2 separate regions of the Homo sapiens genome follow, and region 1 is linked to region 2. Evidence: chromatin loops called from intact Hi-C (ENCODE). Cell type or tissue: K562. All regions are shown on one strand. Links, peaks and the distances in the headings refer to the core of each region. The heading gives the core; the rest is flanking DNA. Region 1 overlaps CCNY-AS1 (CCNY antisense RNA 1). Region 2 has its middle 7.9 kb from the start of LINC02634.

Region 1 (2,818 bases), core at 206-2,705, 80 kb before region 2:
CTAGCTGCCATGCACTATACTATTTCTTACATCTAAATCTGATTAAGTTATACCCCATTTTATAAATAGACACTTTGATAAGTAAACCTATCTAAGATCAAAATACTGAGAAATGTCCTAATTGGGGATTTGAACCTGGTTCTAATTCCAAAGTCCAAGCTACATCCACCCCAACCTCCTACCTCCTATCTCCAAGACTTTGTGAGTAAAAAAACAAGTGTCACTTCTCTCCTTCTCTTTTTTCTGTCCTAAAGGAAGCTGGGAGCTAACCACTTAGGACTAGTACTAATCTTTCAGAGAAAGGGATGAGGGGAGCCTTGTTATTTCTGTGGGGTTCAGCTCTCAGACCAGAGTAAGACAGGCAACAAGGTTGAGGAGTAGCCATATGCAGAAATAACCTGTGTATCTAGCCACAGGATCTCCAACACTGTGTCACTCGGGAATCAAAATACAGAGACAGTTCCTCAATAGAGTGTGGATCTAGCCCAGAATGTGGACAAGGGGAGTGGAGAAGGGGAGAGGTACACACTGAGCATTGTAACAAGGCCTGTCCTCAAGCTTGAGGAGGATTAGGAAGATGGCTTGAGTCTGGGAGTAGGAGGCTGCAGTGAGCTATGATTGTACCACTGTACCCCAGCCTAGGTGACAGAGTGAGACCCTGTCTCTTAAAAGAAAAAAAAAATTGACCTGGATCTACTCATACCCACCCTGGTCTTTGAGCAGAAAGAATCATTTGGGAATTATTTTGTCTCATCTTTCTCCATGATCACTGTTGAAGAATTTGGTCACTGTAACCAGGTAAATATAAAACTCAGGTGGGCCGGGCGCGGTGGTTCACACCTGTAATCCCAGCAGTTTGGGAGGCTGAGGTGAGTGGATCACGAGGTCAGGAGATCAAGACCATCCTGGCTAACACAGTGAAACCCTGTCTCTATTAAAAATACAAAAAATTAGCCAGGCGTGGTGGTGGGCGCCTATAGCTCCAGCTGCTCGGGAGGCTGAGGCAGGAGAATGGTGTGAACCCGGGAGGTGGAGGTTGCAGTGAGCCGAGATCGTGCCACTGCACTCCAGCCTGGGTGACAGAGCAAGACTCCGTCTCAAAAAAAACTCAGATGAACTATAGCTAAGTCAGTGCTCTTGACACTTTTTTAGCAATAGTAGCTTTGTTTCTCACAGAAAAAACAAAATTTTCTGTGGAACCACACTATTTAAAACATAAGCAATATTAGTATCAACTTGTATAATTTATAGATCTACTGATAAAAACAATCAAGAATAGTCTACCTTAATTGAATCAGGAGGAGATAACTGCAGTCTTACATCAGCCATACTCGTATCCATGAAATATGAGTCAGTCATTTGCACAACTCCCTGAGTCACCTTCTGGAACACAGAAAACACTGAGCCAAGTTAGCCCAGGACCTGAACCTTTTGTGGAAAGGAAAATCTGTAGTGTCTCCTCAGAGTATGGCTGCCCTTTCACCTGGTAGTCAGTTTCTCATGACGGTTACTCGAGCATTTATAAGGCAGTTGTGAAATAACCAAGACATTCTGTGTGTTGTGCTACTGATGCTCCTCCTGTCACCGACCTCCTCTCCAAATGAGGCCTGCCTTTTGTCCTTGGTAGTAGGCAGTCCACAGTGTAACCAGCTACAGGGGAAGTATTTACTTTGATAGCCACTTGACCTTGATCAAGTCAGGTGACTCATTTCTGGATAACATTTTTGAGAGTATACTGAGCCAGGCACCTTGAGGATACGAAAGTGGATTATAGTTTCCATTCTGGAGAAACTCACAGTCCAGTAAGTTAAACAATCACAAGAACAAGTTTCCAGCAATGAGAGTGATTACAGCCACTGAGTGGTGAAATCTGAGAAATGCAAAGCCTGCCGCCTATAAATACCTACATTTATCGCCTGGGCATATACCTAAAATTCCACCATGAGAAATATATTTATATGAAATTAGAAACTACCCAGAAATTGTGCGTCCAAATAAAAATTCCCACAAGAAATAAGGATGGCTAATAGTTTTAAGTAGTAGTGTCAAGTCTTTTGGACCAGAGTAACTGCCAGGGACGTTGTGTTGAGGATTCTGAGGTCATGTTCCAGCTTAGCCGAGAAGGGAGCCACCATGAGGGAACGAGTGAGGGAGGGTAGCACTTGTGCCCCATATTTTTTCCTAAGTAAATCATTTGTTGATGGAATGCATGATGAAACAGGGACAGCCAGGGTCTCTGGCATCTGGGAGAAAGCCCACTTGGAAACTGATTTATCTACCTCACCACTGCAAGTTCACCATTTGTCCCCAGACTAAATGGCCTTAGGAAGCCCAGGCTCTGTCTTGTCGAACTCTACCTTCTTTATCCTTCCATACTTTTCAAGAAGAGAAATGGTATATATATGTGGGATCCTTGAGAACTAGGATGTACCTGTGAGCAGGCAAAGTGTAGCATCTAGCAGGGTCAGGCATAAGTTGGAAGTGAGAGAGGTGGCTACTGTGCTCCCCAATGGCTGTTCTCCCATCTCCCATAGTTTCAAGGCCTGTTTTGTGAGGAACAGCAGTATGCCCAGCTCAAAGATGACAGCTGGCCACAGGACTAAGTCTGGCCAATAAGATGTGAGTGGACGCTTCCAGAAAAGCTCTCTAAAGAGGCTACCTCTAGCCAGGCGCAGTGGCTCACGCCTGTAATCCTAGCACTTTGGGAGGCCAAGGCAGTGGATCACCTGAGGTCGAGAGTTCAAGACCAGCCTGGCCAACATGGCAAAACCCCGTCTCTACTAAACATACAAAAATTAGCCGGGCATGGCCGTGCCGC
Region 2 (2,818 bases), core at 203-2,702:
CAGGAGAATGGCGTGAACCCGGGAGGCAGAGGTTGCAGTGAGCCGAGATCACACCACTACACTCCAGCCTGGGCGACAGAGTGAGACTCCGTCTCAAAAAAAAAAAAAAAAAAACAGTTGCTCAAACAGTTGAGGATATTGAGAGCAACATCAATAGCCAATTTTAAAACAATGCAAATGATTTTGAGTGATTTTCCTTGGCTTCTAATGACTCAACAGGTATTTCCAACACTATTCAGTTGTTGTTTATTCAAGGAGTCAATGCCTGGTTTGAGTCACTGAATGTTAGCCTCTATGAATGGTCTACATGGAATAAATATAATTGAGAATATTTTCAGAGAACTCGAGAAAACACCATGAGATTCCCTCATGGGGAATCTACTAAGATGTGTTAAAATGGATAGTGATAAAAATCAGGTGTGGTGGCTCATGCCTGTAATCCCAATGCTTTAGGAGGTCAAGGTGGGAGGATGGCTTAAAGTCAGAAGTTCAAGACCAGCCTAGGCAACAAAGAGAGACTCCCCCCACAACACACCCATCTCTACAAAAAAAAAAAAAAAAAAAAAAAAAAAAATAGTGAGCATGCTGGTGCATGCCTGTAGTCACAGCTACACAGGAGGCTAGGGTAGGAGGCTCGCTTGAGCCCAGGAGCTGGATGCTATAGTGAGCTGTGATAGCACAACTGCACTCCAGCCTAGATGACAGAGTGAGATCCTATCCCAAAAAAAATTACGTGGAGAAGACAAAGGCCTAGTTTAACAAATTTACAAAGTTTTTTTAAAATTCAAGGTGTTGGAAGACTTCTTTGTATTCATTGTACTAGTCATCAACAGGTACATATGTGAAAAATATTTGACTCTATCATGTGTTATTCAACCAATAGTGTCAGCAGTGAACTTCATTTGTTCTCATGGACTTAATAGTGTTCAGTCCCGTGAATTTTTGTCATAAATAGAAGCAAATATCCTCATTTGCCCTATCACACAGCAGTTCGATGGTTTTGTAGTGGTAAAATTGTATGGAATATTTTTTTAACCTCATAGTTAAGATACAAATTTTTCTAAATGAGGACTTTCTGCGACCACTACAATTCTGAATGGCTTTGGAAAGTAGCTTCTGCTGCAGACTTGATAATGTTTCTTAATGAATTAAGACTCAAACTACAAGACGAAACAGAGGTTGTATACAAAACTGCTATTCAATAAAGTCATTTGGATGACAACAATGCAGTTGGAACCATAAGCAATATCAAGCCGCTTTATTTACTCCCTCTGCTGTCAAAAAGTAAAACAAGAAGCAAGATCTCCATCCAGTACAAATTTGCAGAGAATATATTTTCCAATACTGTTCCAGCAATATTTTTCATACCTCAATGCAAGTGCAAAGGATATTCTCATTTTTTTTTTTTTTTTTTTTTTTTTTTGAGACGGAGTCTTGCTCTGTCACCCAGGCTGGAGTGCAGTGGCGCGATCTCAGCTCACTGCAAGCTCCGCTTCCCAGGTTCACGCCATTCTCCTGCCTCAGCCTCCCGAGTAGCTGGGACTACAGGCGCCAGCCACCACGCCTGGCTAATTTTTTTGTATTTTTAGTAGAGACGGGGTTTCACCATGTTAGCCAGTTTGGCCCCAATCTCCTGACCTCGTCATCTGCCCACCTCGGCCTCCCAAAGTGCTGGGATTACAGGCCTGAGCCACCGCGCCCGGCCAGGATATTCTCATATTTCAAAACCCATTTAACTGTGCTGTTGAGGAGCCTCTACATAACCTTTGAGGGGAAATGATTAATCTGCAGTGTAGTAATGTGTTAAAAGGCAAATATCAAAGAAAGAATATAATAAAATTCTATAAATGCCCTCAAGCAATGAATATAGACAATTAAAATCTTATGCTAGGATTGATATCAGTGTCCAGCAGTATCTTGTGTGAAAAACACATTTCCTTGTTTTGTAAGTACCTATATAATACCTTAATTTGCCTGTTAGTCTACAAAGCCTATAAATATTTACTATCTTGTTCTTTGCAGAAAATAGAAAAGCACCTCCTCTAGAGGGCTGTAGGTGTCTGAAAGTTGCAGAAAAATGTCATTAAAAGTTGTGTTGAAGGCTGGCCACAGTGGCTGATGCCTGCAATCCTAGCAGTTTGGGCCGCCGAAACAGGCAGATCACTTGCACCCAGGGGTTCAAGACCAGCCCGGGCAACATAATGAAACTCCATCTCTACAAAAAGTACAAAAATTAACCAGGAGTGGTGGCTCATGCCTGTAGTCCCAGCTACTCGAGAGGTTGAGGTGGGAGGATCTCTTAAGCCCATGAGATCAAGGCTGCAGTGAGCTGTGATTGTACCACTGTCTTCCAGCCTGCATGACAGAGCGAGATCCCGTCTCAAAAAAAAAAAAAAAAAGTGACATTGAAGGATTGCTTGCTAGGGAAAGTTTGGTTAAGTATGAAGTCTAATTATTCCAATTTAGCAAACAAAACCTTATCTGCAGTCATGTTACTTTAATCAAAAATAAAAGTGCACCTGAAGCTACATCTTTCTACTACTATAAACCTAACATGAGCAATTTAGTTTCAGCAAACAACACCATCTGTCTCATCTGTGCTGCCAATTTTAATTTTTATTAGTTTTATAGTTTTGTTTGTATTTCATTTGTACATTTTGTATTGGATTCAGACACCAATAACACTAAGGAATTTAATATTATATTTGCTCATATGTATGTAACATTATATTTAAAATAGCCTTTATTTATTTTTGTCGAGATGTGGTTTCACTATATTGCCTGGGCTGGTCTCAAACTCCCCAGCTAAAGCAACCCT

What was found. A loop is a pair of places that touch in the nucleus more often than their neighbours do. Peaks named below come from ENCODE experiments on the same cell type or tissue, not always from the same donor. Only the 100,000 strongest peaks of a DNase experiment are listed, where the experiment ranks them.
Region 1: it touches region 2 in a loop (2.8-fold over the local background); 12 of 110 quality-filtered maps call a loop at or near these places.

Annotation. Positions count from the first base shown.
Region 1 is chr10:35,330,904-35,333,721 of GRCh38, reverse strand. All of the region lies in intron 2 of CCNY-AS1 (CCNY antisense RNA 1), which reads left to right. It also overlaps a transcript of CCNY not described here. Among named protein-coding and RNA genes, the nearest start is that of CCNY-AS1, 4.1 kb to the left of the region's middle. RefSeq lists an enhancer at 1,187-1,481. In K562, for the core only: no CTCF peak of the experiment used is centred there; a DNase peak (open chromatin) is centred at 1,372.
Region 2 is chr10:35,251,171-35,253,988 of GRCh38, reverse strand. It overlaps a transcript of CCNY not described here. Among named protein-coding and RNA genes, the nearest start is that of LINC02634, 7.9 kb to the right of the region's middle. In K562, for the core only: a CTCF peak has its summit at 1,288; no DNase peak of the experiment used is centred there.